Linked DNA regions of Homo sapiens: region 1 is linked to region 2. The links are chromatin contacts, found by Hi-C or POLR2A ChIA-PET in ENCODE. All regions are on one chromosome and are shown on one strand. Each heading gives the region's core, a stretch centred on a gene start or an enhancer-like site at or near the end of the contact. The rest is flanking DNA. Distances are from core to core; before and after follow the strand shown. Region 1 has its middle 71 kb from the start of LINC02993. Region 2 has its middle 870 kb from the start of LINC01966.

The links. Hi-C counts contacts between places; a loop is a spot of excess contacts on that map. ChIA-PET counts read pairs that join two places held with the same protein, here RNA polymerase II (POLR2A). Pooled maps may share reads with other maps.
Region 1: a loop to region 2 is called in a map of endothelial cell of umbilical vein, with 4 times the contacts of the local background. The contact joins two enhancer-like sites. A Hi-C loop is called at or near these places in 2 of 168 maps with a recorded cell type or tissue (K562 and endothelial cell of umbilical vein) and 7 of 50 pooled maps. POLR2A ChIA-PET finds 5 or more read pairs at or near these places in 2 of 52 experiments (OCI-LY7 and activated B cell).

What each region holds. Positions count from the first base shown.
Region 1 is chr2:144,592,170-144,599,224 of GRCh38, forward strand. No RefSeq gene overlaps it. Among named protein-coding and RNA genes, the nearest start is that of LINC02993, 71 kb to the left of the region's middle. Within about 2 kb of position 4,247, at least 7 of the 41 ENCODE cell types and tissues checked have a DNase peak (open chromatin) inside an H3K27ac peak, as active enhancers do; they include endothelial cell of umbilical vein, where a contact is called at or near this core.
Region 2 is chr2:145,748,623-145,755,928 of GRCh38, forward strand. No RefSeq gene overlaps it. Among named protein-coding and RNA genes, the nearest start is that of LINC01966, 870 kb to the left of the region's middle. RefSeq lists a silencer at 529-608 and an enhancer at 3,413-3,462. Within about 2 kb of position 3,714, at least 12 of the 41 ENCODE cell types and tissues checked have a DNase peak (open chromatin) inside an H3K27ac peak, as active enhancers do; they include endothelial cell of umbilical vein, where a contact is called at or near this core.

The DNA of each region.
Region 1 (7,055 bases), core at 2,997-5,496, 1.2 Mb before region 2:
AAGTTTATTTTCTAGTAGAAATGGTGATTTCAAGACAAGGAAGAAGTTGTAGGAGCTATTTATTTTTACTTTGTAAAAGGAATACCTTCCTGGCAAATATACAAGTCAATAAGCAAGCAGACCCAACAGCTTTCTTGGAAGGAGCCAGCCACTGTAGGTATGGGAGAATTCCTTTGGCTAGCCTTAGCTTCCCTGTGCTTCTCTTGCACTTGTGTTGGCATAGTTGGTGGATGTTATTACTAGCGGTGTGTCCTACACGCCATTCATTCATGGAATATGGCCCTGGGAGAGGAATCTTAATGTGAAAATAAAATTGTCATTGTTTTTCATTGGCTTAGGGGACATCTCACATAATGGAAGCACATCCCTAAATAGAAAGACCTCAATTCAGGAAAAAAAAAAAAATACAAAGAAAAGGTGAGGAGAGAGAGATGTTCTCAGTGCAATCAGCCGGAACTGAAAAATTAAGATTTTGTTTTGTGCAATGCTAGTTGCCTTGCCAGTCTCAAGCTGGCACTGTGGGCTTGCTGGAGCTGCTGAGCCTGAACTGAGGAAAGGAGACAGTTTGCTTCGGGTTTATTACCCAGCCTCACCATGCGTATCAATATGTTTTTGATTTTGTATTTCAAAAATAAGGTGAATGATCTCGAAAGGAAATCATTGCAGGCGATTTTATTTTTTGCTTTTTCTAATGGACAATTAAAAAGCAATCCTGGTCCTATTCCAGAGATTTTCTCATTTCTCAGTACAACTGTAATTTAGGCACACTGAATAGTGTAATGGTGTTATTAGATATTATCGTGTTTATTTTATTCATGAAAATATGTGACACACCTTATTTGTATTCTCCTCCAGGAAATGTCCTGGAATGGGTTTTGTCCTAGTTCCTTTTTGTGCCTGTCATAAGGTGTATGTTAGAGTTTCAGTTCCTAAAAATAAAATAGAATTTCTTTCTTTCTTTCTTTTTTTTTTTTTTTGGAGAGCATAATGATTTTGAGCTTCGAGGAGTTTCAATAGACTATTGTTGTTTGTTTTCTTACAAGGATCCAGCCCACCAAGTCGCACTATGACACACTTCCTATGTCCATGGCAGATATTTATATTTATATTTCAAATTAAAACAAGTATAATTTTCTTCTGAAATTTTTTTGGAATTTTGTTTTTCGTGATCTGTAAGGTAATTGGAGATACCCCAGGCTGTCACAAAACCAGAGCTGGGAATCACTGCTTTAGTGATTAGCACTTTGTAAGCTTTCAAAAAATATTAAAACCAGGATAGGTTGTCTAATTTCTAATGGGTGGATTCACTTTAGTATAATGTAATGTGTTAACAAATGCTCAGAGAGGAGGTTGTGGATCCAGAAAGATGGCTTTTGCAGAAGGCTTTTATCCAAATTAATTCAAAAAATAACAGGAACAGTTGTGTATTGAGGCAGAAGGAATAAGGTGACTCAATTAAATGACAGAGAAATCTCCAGGAAAAAAAACTGTCTTAAGTCAACCCAACCCTAACAGTACAATTTTCATCACTGGAGTCAATAATCCTGTAATAAATGCATAATAACTTTTAAAAAAGGATTCTTTTATTAAGTACTTTTGTATGGTTGGCTATGAACCAAATATTGAAACCAAATATTGCTTTTCTTTACTTTAAAATTGATAAAGCTATCTTCTATGTCTCTAAAGAGAATCTTAAGTGAGAAAGATAAAAAAAGTAATTTGCAAATAAATTCACCTGCTGCATTTGTGCCTGAAGCATCCTATATTTACCTAATTCATTTTTGGCCCTTGCTTAGCTCTAGCCATGGCGACACACTGAGAAATTAATGCCAAGTCCTCCCGGCTTTCTGGAACATTTGCACAGGCAGCAGTGAATAAGCATGGGTACAGAAGCCTTAAGGTTTGGGTCCTACTCAGGAGGGGTCTTCAGAGCTGGTCTTCAGCAGTTTCTGAAGAACCATTGTGCAGTCTGGCTAATTGGTACTGTTAGCCTGTTGCCATTTAGGGAAAGCAATTTGGTCCCTGCCCACATTTAGAGTTGGGCTCAACACACTGGTAGTCCTGGATTGAGAGAGCTCAGAATCTGTCAAGTTGATACTAAAACCTAAATCTGCTTTGTGGGTTTCTGAGACAGATTTTGGAAATTTTTGTGGTGATCATGGATATGCAATTCACAGATCTACTACTGTATACAGAGTTTGAAAAGAAAGTCGAGTAAATTAACAGGTAGACTGAGAGAAGTTATGTTATCCTGAAAACACTTCTGTTTTCTAGTTTGAGCATCTTTTAGTAGGGATGTCTGGTTTGGGTTTCATGAGTTTTTTGCCTGGTGGTCTGCAGGGTAATTTACATTCCAAAAGATAGGCTAGGCTGTCTTCCTCCTGCTCCTGAAAGCTCTGGAAGGTGTTCTCATACCTTCCACATAGTTGTTTCCACAGCCTGTTTTGGGAAGATAATCCTCTATCACTTGATCAGTACAGGTAGCATCTACCTAATACTCCAGTGGTTTTGATTATATTTTTACTATAACTTTTTCCAAGGAATAAAATCGTCTACTGTCTTTAAAAGAGGATATTTAATATTATTTGGAAAACAGTCTCTTTCCTTGTTAACTTTTCCTCATCTTTACCATCTAGATTTGCAGGTACAAACACAAGTGAAGAACCACTTCATACCAGCGGTGATGCTGTGGTCCTGAAGGTGCCAGCTCCTGTATACTTCCCCCTCATTTATTTTTTTTCTTAAAATTAAATTTTCATTTATGTAGTTTACTTCTTAGCTCTCTGCTATTTTTATATTATATCTCACAATTTAGGATTTGCTTGGAATGTAAAATACATTTCAAGCTTGAGGAAGAACAAGACTAGATAAATTCATAACAATTAGCCCTTCTTTTCTTTTCCAGAATGATTGAGAAGGGGAGGAATTGATCCCATTCTACTTGGGGGCAATTAGGCTTTCAGTCTGTGGCTCAGTTCACAAGCATCTGATGCCAGTGGTGCCAAGGTCAAGGGTTTGATCCTCATGTGGGTCAGTTTGCTGCGTGTTTTCTCAACAGATTGTGTGGAAAGTGTGCAGTCACTGGGAAATGCCGGTCATTAAGGGGACTGGTGAACAGATGGGTGGTAGGTGAAAATCTAGCCTCACTCCTGGAAAAACAAAGCCCGTGCCATACTGTCTTTTTTTTTTGTTTTTTTCATCTGGACAGAATGCACCACTTAAAATGTGAGCTTGTTACTCAACCTTCCTTCATCTCTGTTTCCTCATCTGTAGAACGGAGATAAGATTTGCTCCCTTTCTACCTCACCAGGATCTGTGAAGATTAGATAATGGCTGTAAAGTCCTTATACAAAGGTACATACATTACCATAAACAAAGAGATTAGCTGACAAATAAAAAAGAAAATATTGAAAGGACCCCCCAAAGTGTATTGCCTAATACTTTTGCATTAGTATCAGTAGTTTGCAGTGCAATCCATTTGGAGTTTGGTTTGGCTGAAAAAAGTTAGGTGTGAGTTGTATAACCTCTCTATTAGTAAGGATAAAAAAATGGTTTGATAGTGAACATTTGTATTAATAAAAACAAAGTGGGCTTTGAATCTGAAACAGGTTTCATTTGAAAAGGAGGTGAAGGCAAAGGTCTCTAGGAACATATGTGCCACTGAGCAATATTTGCATATATTTGATCTGCAAGCACGCTTCAGTGATTTTCACAGTATACCTTGGAGTTTAGGTTGTAGCAAAGAGCCGTTACCATTGCTCAGCAGCACGATCTACTCTCTCCAGCTTTATTATGGCATACAGCGACAACTTCATTTTTAGTGTTAAAAAAAATCCTCTTCACTTAATTCAGACAGTGACCTGCAGGCCTCATTCTGACTGAAGGAGCCATTCAGAATACTTCCAGACAAAAGCAGGGCTTTTTCCTAGCAACCAGATCAAAGCCAAATCTCCCAGAATAGCTCCCTCCCAGGTTTCCTTTGGCGCATAGGTTCACAAGGATTGTAAGGCTCGTGGTATCCAGTTCAAACTTCTCTTTCACACTGCAATGGAAAGGAAAACTCCTGAGGAATTTTCACAGACTCTGAAAGCTGGCGAGCCTTGCAAAGAGCACTTAATCCTGGGAGAACATGGTGGTCATTGGGAGCATCCCTAACTTTGTTATCGCCTGCATCTGCATGTACATTCTGTCGGACTCTCAGAGAATGAGGTCTCTGTTTCCTTTCTGCCAGTACCTAATATCAGCTATGCCCAGGAGCCGGCTGATGAAGACTTCCTGTTTGTTTTGAGTCACTGTTAGAGTGATAAATATACTTTAGCTTTCTGCTTCGAGAGGAAAGAAACCAGCTGCCCTGAACTGAAGAGAAAAATGCAGAAATTCCACTGAATGGCCCTGTTATCATGGAGTTTCAAGGGCAGCATAAAAATGAAAACTATAAGCCTGGGCAAAATGAATAATTTCCATATTAAAGCATTTTGCTGCATGCATAGACCTAAGTTGTTTGTCTTTAATCATTTAGGCGAACCATGCATTTTTCACTCTTCTAAGACTAACTCAGCGTTTAGAAATTTTTAAAAAATGTAAACTTACACTACAGAGTAATGGTAAGTTATATAAATAAACAATTACAGTTGTGGTTTTTTGATCTGACCACAAGCTTTTAATGCCACTTTTTTTTTTTGCATGAACATATAATGCTTCTGGATAAACAATAATGTTTACATTGTCAGGGCATCTACTGTTGTATTGAGTCATTTACATACATGATTATTTGGATATAGAGTAACCCAAGAACAAAAGAATATTATAAAATTATTTAAAACCAGAATGACAGGAAATCCTTTACAGCTTAAATAGCACTTCTTAAATGAACTCATAGACTTTCTAAGTTGTGTTTATATCTCATTTTTGTCCTTTTATTTTGAATAAAATAAAAGGATGTTGGATTTGATGACCAGTGTCCTTTGAGTGGAAATTACTATGTTAACTCTGACCTGGAAGACAGTGAATTTAGAATGCTTGTTAATGTGAATGTCGTGATCACTGCATTCGGCGGGCTTTTCTTTTTTAGGCTTGGTATAGACTTGACTTCTAGAAGTTGCGAGTTGGAAAACATGGCAACAATTTGCATGTGCTTGGAGTGGGTATGAGTTGCTTATTTCCTCCCAGTAGGTATGGTCTCATTAAAACTATTTCTAATAGTAGAAGATGAGTAATTTGCTAATAATCTATGATAAATCTTTCTGTCCAGGATAAAAGAAATGTTTAATTAGGAAATTCAAAATAAAATTAGCATTAACACTTTCATGCTGTCAAATTAGTGATGTAGACAGGGAGGCAGGATGGTGTGCATCGGCCTTATGTCAATGTATCTGGATGCATTTGTAAATTAAGACTTAAAAATGCACATGATTAGCTGTATGTAAAAAGGTTCCTCAACATACTAAAGTCAATGATTGGGCCATCAACACAGCGGCTTCCTAGATGGGAGAATTCCAGCGCCAAAGGCTTAATGGAGAATGGGTCCTTAGCCTTTAAAATCTCACATCAAAGGAAAATCATGTGAAAGCGGCAACCCATAAAGGAGGACATGCATTTAGAGATGCTCTGCACATTAGTTAAAACAAAGCCAATTATGCTAAATATTGTTTTTACATTATAAATATGTTGTATGTACTGTGTGTCTTTTTTATATTCTCACTTTACTGACAGAGGGAGGAGGAGAAGGAAGTATTTTTAAAACATGACTAAGGATGGAAGGATTAAAGGACCGAATAATATATTTTCTTGTCATAATGGAGACCTGTAAGTACATGAACTTAGAAATAATAGAACCAGAGAATGGATGGTATTAGGAGGAGAGGAAAACAAATAGCAAAGCCAATATTTTCTGTGGGTAGGAAAGAAGGGTATAAAATTTATTAGATAAGTGTATTGCAAAGCCAAGTATGGCAGGGAACAATTTTAGTGGATATATCTGCTTCTGTACTTTTAAGAGGAGGTTAGAATTTGACATAAATAGATGAGATGGGGTTTAGGTGAGGTGTTTTTGGTAAAATCTATCATTTAAAATAAAATGGAACTTTAATTGGGTGGGACCTATCACTTACCAAATGTAAAAAGGTGTGATAAAACCGCGCTTTACTTTTTTCAGCACTAATGAATGTCAAATACCTAGTGCTGAAGTGAAACTATTATGGTCAAATTGACGCTACACATGTCAAATCGTCATTCTTCTCAGCAACAGTAATTGCTTAGATTGTTTAAAACTAGCTTTGGTTGTGATGGTACATTTGTGATCCAGCCTTAAGGAATGAAAAAGCTGTAGGAATTCTCCCCACTTATAACCAACATCCATTTCTACATGATTGAATAAGAACATAATAATCACTTCTTATGTTTGCAGATTACACTACAATTTACGAAATGCTTTCACTTGTAACACTTTGAGTGATCCTTGGTTGTGTCTGGTTCTGGTTGTAAATGGGAACAGTAACAGGTAGTCCTCTGTCCTATGCCAGTGGCCATGATGCCAGCAATGTGGTTCCTTTTTAGGGGGCAGCCATGTCCCCCACCCTGCCTAACAACATTTCAGGAGCATCTTCCTATGAAGCAGATGCTGGAAAATGAGTATTTTTGAGTGTAGTCACTTGTAGAAAAGTGAAATCAAAATGTGTTCCATAGCAATTAACCCCATATTTCCCTAAACTTATCGTGACACCACATTCCTGATCACAAGAGTTTTAGACTGTTCTTTTGAAGAAGGTGAGGAATAGGCAGGGGAATAACGACTACGAGATATTTAGAATCATTTACTGTGTGAGTGAAGGCTTTTAAAAAAGAATTCATTTACTGGAAGTAATGAGGATGAGGAGGGGTTTTTCACACCTGTTTTCACACTTATGAGGTGATAAGTCCAGCCCTCACGAATAAAATGGCAGGTTTCACACTAAACCCACCCAGGCATACTCCTCTAGTCTCCTAACTCATTTATTCTTTGAGAATAAAGAGTCAGAGGCAAGATCGCTTGCTCAAATGAGTGTCGGAGAGTAGTT
Region 2 (7,306 bases), core at 2,464-4,963:
TGTTCCTCCTGAAAAACTATTTTATTATATTATGACACTATGAATTATAAAATAGTTTGTAACTTTTTTTTATTTACAGTTGCTTCTGAAAGCATACAGTCTAATTGGTTAGACACTCCTAGCAAGTGTAAAATCCCTTAGGGAACAAATTTTATGTACTAACCTCGCTTGTGACTCTTTCTTATCTTTCCTACCGTTATTTTACCTTTGTTCTGTTCCCTAAACACACTTAATCTTTAATTTTACTTTATTATGTTGCAATTTTACATACTTATGTAAGTTACTGTATATCATTTCTGGAATTAATAAGAGCATTAATAGGTTTATAGACAGTAGAGGATAGACAGATGATAGATGATACATAGATTAGATAGATTGGTAGATAGATAGATACATTGATTGATAAGGCATCGATAGTTTTAAACACAGTAAGAGTCACATATTTTGGTTTCAGTGGCATTTTGAAGGAAGTGTGCTGTTGTTGGGCAGTGTCTTGTGATAGAATGTCAACAGGTCTGTATCTGACTGATAAAGAAACTCAGTCGGTTTCTATTCTGTGCATCATATCAAGACAAATGCAAGTTACAGGATGTAGCCCTCTTCCCTATACTATTCTCCACTTGCATTTATTTTCCCTACACATATTGAAATCTGAAAACTAGGCTGAACTAAACATTAGAGAAGCTTCTATAGTGAGTTTAGCTTCCCTTGAGCCATGTGCAAATGAGCTTATTTTATACATATATATTTATATAAAATCTGCTCTCATAATACACATTGGTCAAAATGCCTTTGTCTGGTTTAAAAAAATAATATGTGCACTCCACCAAAAAAGTTCTACAGCTATTTTTCACTGTATGTTCAAACAAACAAAGGAGACAAAAAGAGAAACTAAAGATTATTTTTAATGATAACAAGCCAAAACTTCACCTCGAAATTACACGTGCACACTGAATTCTGCACATGTCCAATGGAAGCTCTCACTTAAAATCAAATTATTTTTCAAACTAAAGCTGTGAAGACTTAAACTGGGAGAATCTGAGATCTGGCCCCTTTTATAATACTTTGAAGTACAGCTGGGAAGTTAGGATTTCTGGAAACCTATCTTTGATTTCCACTAAATTTATTGCATCACACATTTCAATTTTGCCTTCATTGTGCATCCATTAAACCATTAAAAAGTATACAGTTCTTGCAAGGGGTAGGATTGGGAGAAGTGGGGTTGGGATTATATTTAAGTCTTCACTGTGGGAAAATTCCTGAGTTCCTCATACCCTGTTAATATTCAAAGGTAGCTGTTGATCAGTTATCTGACAGGTAGAGAATAATTCACATTGCCACAAAATTACAGTAACCTTTTTGGAAATGTCTTGTGGTTGAACATTTTTATTCCTTGGTCAGGCAAATAAGATCACCATTATATTCAGAGAGGATGCTTGAGTCTGCGCCTCCTGTTTAGGAGAATTAATATATTCTTAGGACAACTGTCACACTACACAAACCCCGTGCTATCTGCAAACAGCTTGGGGAAAATATTTCCTTAGGTCTGACATGAACTAGGCACCTCTTTTATGATACTTTTTTGGCAGAGAGAACCAGCCTCAACAAACCAGCTTCTTTCCAGTCATACTGCGTACACATCCACCACCTCTGGCCTTATTTTTAAACCCAATGATGATAATAATTTTAAGGGCTGGGAATTATGAAGGCTTACTTGGCAGAGTCTTCCTATTGTGAATGATAAATCAAACTTGGGGTGCTTGCCAGCAAAAAAGTTCTTTCTTATCTCAGTAAATAAGTGAGGGTGGGCCTGATAAAGGCAAGACAATTTGGTAAGAATATTGTGATAGGGGCAACGGGTGGGCTTTGATATGGTTTTATTGCCTGCCTCATTTCAGTTTTTGGCTCACACACATTTGTCCACAAGCAGTGTCAGTTGGCTTTTTCCTTTCACAGCAGATTTTCTTACCTTGTAAGTAGAAACCTACGTTAACCCTCTGCCAGTAAAAATAAGAGAAGCATTTTCTAAGCATATTTCTAATCAGCCATTCCTCTCAATAAGTGGATCTGTAAGACTGCAAACATAAAACATTGTTTTCTAGTCACCCCGATTTCCTAAGTGTGTAAATCCCCACATCTCTTCCCCTTTACAGCGCGCTCTCACTTGCATGCTACTAGTTTGCATTCTAAAATGCCACCTGTTGAAAATAAAAGTCTCATGATATTTGCAAATTTTGGTTCATCCTGGTTTAGCTTTACACAGCAGTCTAATTTCACCGTGCTTAGCAATTACTTTTATTAGTTACTCCACCCAACAATCATATGATGTCAGAAACTTCATCTATTTCCCTGTCTTTATCTCTCCCTCTCATTCATTTCTTTCTCTTTTTTCTCACATATTAACACACATACACCCAGTTATTATCACTCAAATCATTTTAGCAGATCTCTACATGTGTCTCAAAATATTCCATATAACTCAAAATAGCAAGTACTTGAAAAGATAGTTATCATCCCTCTGAACAGGCAAGAGCAACTGAGACATAGAGATATTTCTCTGATTAGAGATTTGTTGTTTTAGAAATAAGTTACATAAAATGTCCTACTGCTTTTAGCTGTATCTGTTGCAACTTTGAGCAACTCAGTTTCTTCATTGGATAATATGAGGGCAGTGGATGAGGTCCACAGTGTCTCCCAGGGATATCGTTGTACAGTTCTATTTCCTCCAGGGCACATGTGAAATAAGTGAGGGATCTTTATGTAGACACAGCTTATCAGTCCCAAAACAGTGTCCCTCCTGTAGATCACACATTTTCTGATAATAACCTGAGGGGAAGAGGGGCAAGGTTGCCTGTTTCCTGACATCCTGCTTTGCATACCCAAGACACCTACTTTATTAAAAAGTTAACTTTGCTCCAAAAAAATTTTTCCCTAAGTTTTTCAAGATTGATTGTTTCCTGTTATTGTTGGAGGTTTGCTTTCTATGGTCATTTGGTAAATAAATAGCTTTATAGGGGAAAACAAATGGCCTTGTTTTGTTTTTCTACTCCAGGGTTTATGTGTTAAATTTCAGCTATGTCGTGTACTCACAGCTTAGTGCTTCAGACGGTTATGGGGAACTAGGAATTCTTAAAGGGGTAGGACAGGATGTCCTTTTCTATCGCTCAATGAGTCATGGAGGATGAATGCCGTTTCAGGGGTTCTGTAGTTGTGATTTCAGTCAAGTTCCAGTGGCTTTCAACCACTTCTCTAAATCTGAATGAAGAAGCAGCCACAGGGACTGTGTGAATTATGCTAAGATGCATTCCCGTTAAGTGCTGAAGTGGCCTTTGCAGTGAATCCTTAAACTTTACAATGCCAGCAACAGCCTATCCAGAGACAGGGCAGAACCCCGACATATACCCTCTTCCATGCCCACATAAGACATTTGCATTTATCTCCATTCTTATTGCATTGAGCATCTCTGTCTCCTGGTCAGCAACCTCTGTGTCTTTGGAAAGTCAGGCCTCACTCAGAGCATGCTCCCTTCTCAGGCATTGTGACAAGATTGTGTTTCGGTTCCAAAGGGTTAATCCCAAAGTGAATTCTTTGCATGTGTAATTCAATACTTCATAACTGCTGAAAATTGGAGTCCACATAATTTATTTTCTTTGGTCGGGCACATTTGCCTCATGCTTGGCCGGGGCTGACTTCAGAGAGACACACCTAAAACTCTCAAGTGTCCCAAGTGGCCCATGTCAGTTGTACAGAGAGATTGTGGTACTTGGACAGAGCCCAAGGATTAGGTGTTCCTGAGAAGGTTTTTTTGGCTCTACAAAGCCTTAGGATGTCATGGGAATAGGCTGCACTCCCTTTTCCCCCTTGAAGGCCACATATCAACGGGGTATCTAACCACTCAGAGACAGGCTCTACACAAAGGTATACATTAAAATAAATAGAACATGCAAGCAGAAAGAACTGAAAGAGAGGGAGGAATTGCTAAGTGGAGACAGGAAACAATTGCTTCATTGTTGAGGCAGTGATCTTAGAATTGCAGAGTACAGCCCCATCTACAGGACAGTTTGTAAAGTTGGAGCTTTTGGCTTAAAACACGAGACAGAACTTTACATGCAGTTTTTAATCCAGCTCACTTTGCATGGGCTTCACCTCACTGACAAAAATCCCACATTTTTACTTAAAAATAATTGTCCCTCTTTGATGAGAGGGATTCAGAGAGTGACAGAGAGATAAGAAGTGAGGAAGAACGCGGCTTAAGGGTGCTTTCATTTAGCTCCTTTTCTTATTTTGGCAGTAAATATTCTTGTCCTCGCAATACTCATTTAATCTCTTTCTTTGCTTTCCAACAACTTCCTCTCATTTGGTTTCCTCTCATTATTCCTTGATTTGGGAGGGGGCTTGTGTATTTTCACCATTCAAACAAAATAAAAAAGCTGTGCTTGTTTGAACACCATTTTTGTGCTGGCTGGCAAGCATGTGACTTTAAAGAAGGTTCAGGTTTTTAGGTTGAAAGGAGCTGAAAAACTTTAAAGTAATAATTAAAGCCAACTCTCTACGTGCACATTCCCTCCCCTCCCTTTATTTTAAAAACCTTGCCTGCCAACGCAGTGGCTGCTGTCTTAATGCTATTTCAACAGGAGACCTGGGTTTCAGGACAAGATCCAGGCCATAGGGGAGACTTGATGGCTCGGGGAATTAGTAATGGGATTTGGAGCCCTTCATTTCTAGGTCACTGGTTTGAATAGAGCCCAGGTCAGTAATGACTGAAAGTTGTTACCACCCGATGCCTGCTCTTCCTTAGCTGATCTGAGCTTGCCTGCCACTCCATCCCTGAGTGCCTGTGGCCCGTCTGCACTAATGGCATTCATTGACAAGTTGGCTAACTTAGGCCTTAAATGTGAGGCAGCCCAGTTTCTGCCATGTGCAAACACGGGGTCCACACTCTGCTGCAGCTGCTCTTCAGGGAATAATGCAGAGAGAGACAGAGTTACAAAGCTATTTTGCCTTTCTGATTACTCTGGGACCTAGCAAATCTATCTCCACTCACCTTAAGTCTCTGAGGCATTATATCTTCAGCCATTTAAAGGTAAGATCCAGGGAGAAGAAGGAACAGGCCTCAGAGGACCAAGTTTTCAAATACTCCAAATGTATGTATTCTGAGAAGACCGATTTAAAAGATCTGAATTAGGAGCTGCTGCTGCTGTTTCTAGTACCAGATAATCATGGCCCTTTTAAAATACCGCTTGCTGGACCCCAAACCTGTGCTTACAAAGTGTAGAAAGAAGGCAGATGTTTCCAGAACTTATATTAGGAAAGTGTTTGAAAAAATAATTACTGCTTTCTTTTTGTTTGTTTGTTTGTTTACAAGAGGAGAAATGCTTGCTGTAAAAGGATGGAGATAGAGAAGGAAGGACTGTGGAAACTCAAGAACAATGCACTACATTGGCAGTTCCTGCAACCTGCTACAGCCGGAGGCCAGTCTCTATGTGCAGAGACAAACTTGCTCTGGAGCTGTGGTTAAAGAGGGGGAGGAGCTGGAGTGGGGACTAGGTGCCTCCGGAAAGGATCTGAGGCCTTTCACACAGCTACCTGTCAGTCCCTGGGCCCGGGGCTGCAACCTACACATGCTTCACTCTGTCTCTCCAACCAACACCCCTTCCCTAGAGGCAGGTGAAGCCCCTTCCCAATAAAGAATTACATTATGTATCATCAATTAAGAAATACAATTATATAAAGACCCATTTGTATCAGTCTTATATTTAGATTTCCTTTTCAGACAAGGGGGTTTTTAACAGCATTGATTTTCAGTAATAAACCAATTACAGGTTCTTACCACATTGCTAAGATACTGGATGAAAAGTTTTAACTATAGAGTTCGGTTAAAGTGGGTAATGGAAAACACAGCACTATGTTTCCATTTGTTTCTGATTTACTACTTCCAGCTCTACATTTATTCCTCTTAGATTTCCTGGATTTTTGTTTACTTGGTTTTTGTTTTCATTTCATTTCCAAGACTATTTGTCTGCTTTTTACCTTTGCATTCTCTTGTTTTGTTTAGGAAGCACAGTCGTCTACATTTTTGCTGGAAATATGGAAAAGCACTATGGCTAATGGAATGACTTGATGCCAATGATCTACCCTTCCGCTAAGCCATCAGGCTCTGCTCCTCACTCTGACAGCAGTGGACTCAGCCCATGGCACCACCCCCACTTCCAGCATCACCTGCAGGGCCTGGGCCAGTGGTTCTTTGTGTGCCATCCATTTTCTGCCTTTTCTTAGATGAATCCAACTAGTAATTGATTTTGTTATTCAGAGAATCCTAGAATCCTAGTGTTGGATGGAGGCTTACAGATCAGCCTCTTCACAAATTTCTCCTAGCATGGAGATCTGAGTATTGCTTGAACATGTTTTGAAGAAGCACTCTCTCCTCTTCTAGGCTTTCTATTCCATGTTTGTTTATTGTCTCACACCAGTCAGGAAATGGGGCTACAGCGGTAAACAAAATTGCCTCTGCAGAGCTTGGAATTGAGTACAGAAGAAGAATCACCCCGTAATTGCAAAGATGTTGAAAGTTCATCAGCATTGTTCACTACCGTCTTTCCTAGGTTGAATCTGAATCAAACCCACATGTCATGAACACCCACTCATGTCTTCATCTGCCTGCTGAAATTCCAGGTGGTATTCTTCTTCTATATGATGGCTTCTGGACACAGTAAATGAGTTCTTGCCCATTTCAGGGGTTTTATTTCTTTAACTCCCACAGCCCTGAGACCTTGACAGGAGTTGACTGCTCCATAAATGCCTGGCTCTATCAGGAATGTCAGCTTTGGTCATTGTAGCTGGACTTTGGACCTAGCTGAAGTTGCAGAGACTACTGGCACCCAAACTAGCCCTTTAATATGTTGAAGAATAGATGAGACACACTTTGCAAGATTTCAAATGAGAAAAAAATAATGTGAAATACCTGCCACTATGACTGACTTCATATGAAAAACTGTAGTGAGGGACATGAGAACTAAAAGTTTTAAACTTTATGATGGAATAGTTTTACATAATACTTTTGTTAACACTACGAAGGTACAAAAAACTACACCAAAACTCATAAACGTGATTACAAATGGGGAAAAGAGGGGCCATAGGTAGAAAAAAAATATGTTGTAATGTGCAAATGTTATATTACTTTTATTTTGTACCATTGACTGCATTAACGATTCACAATTCCATGAATTTAAAAAATTGTGTTATCACCATCTAAAATTGGTTTAAAAAAAGTAAAAATAGGAAAAATAACAAGAGAAAAAGATTTTTT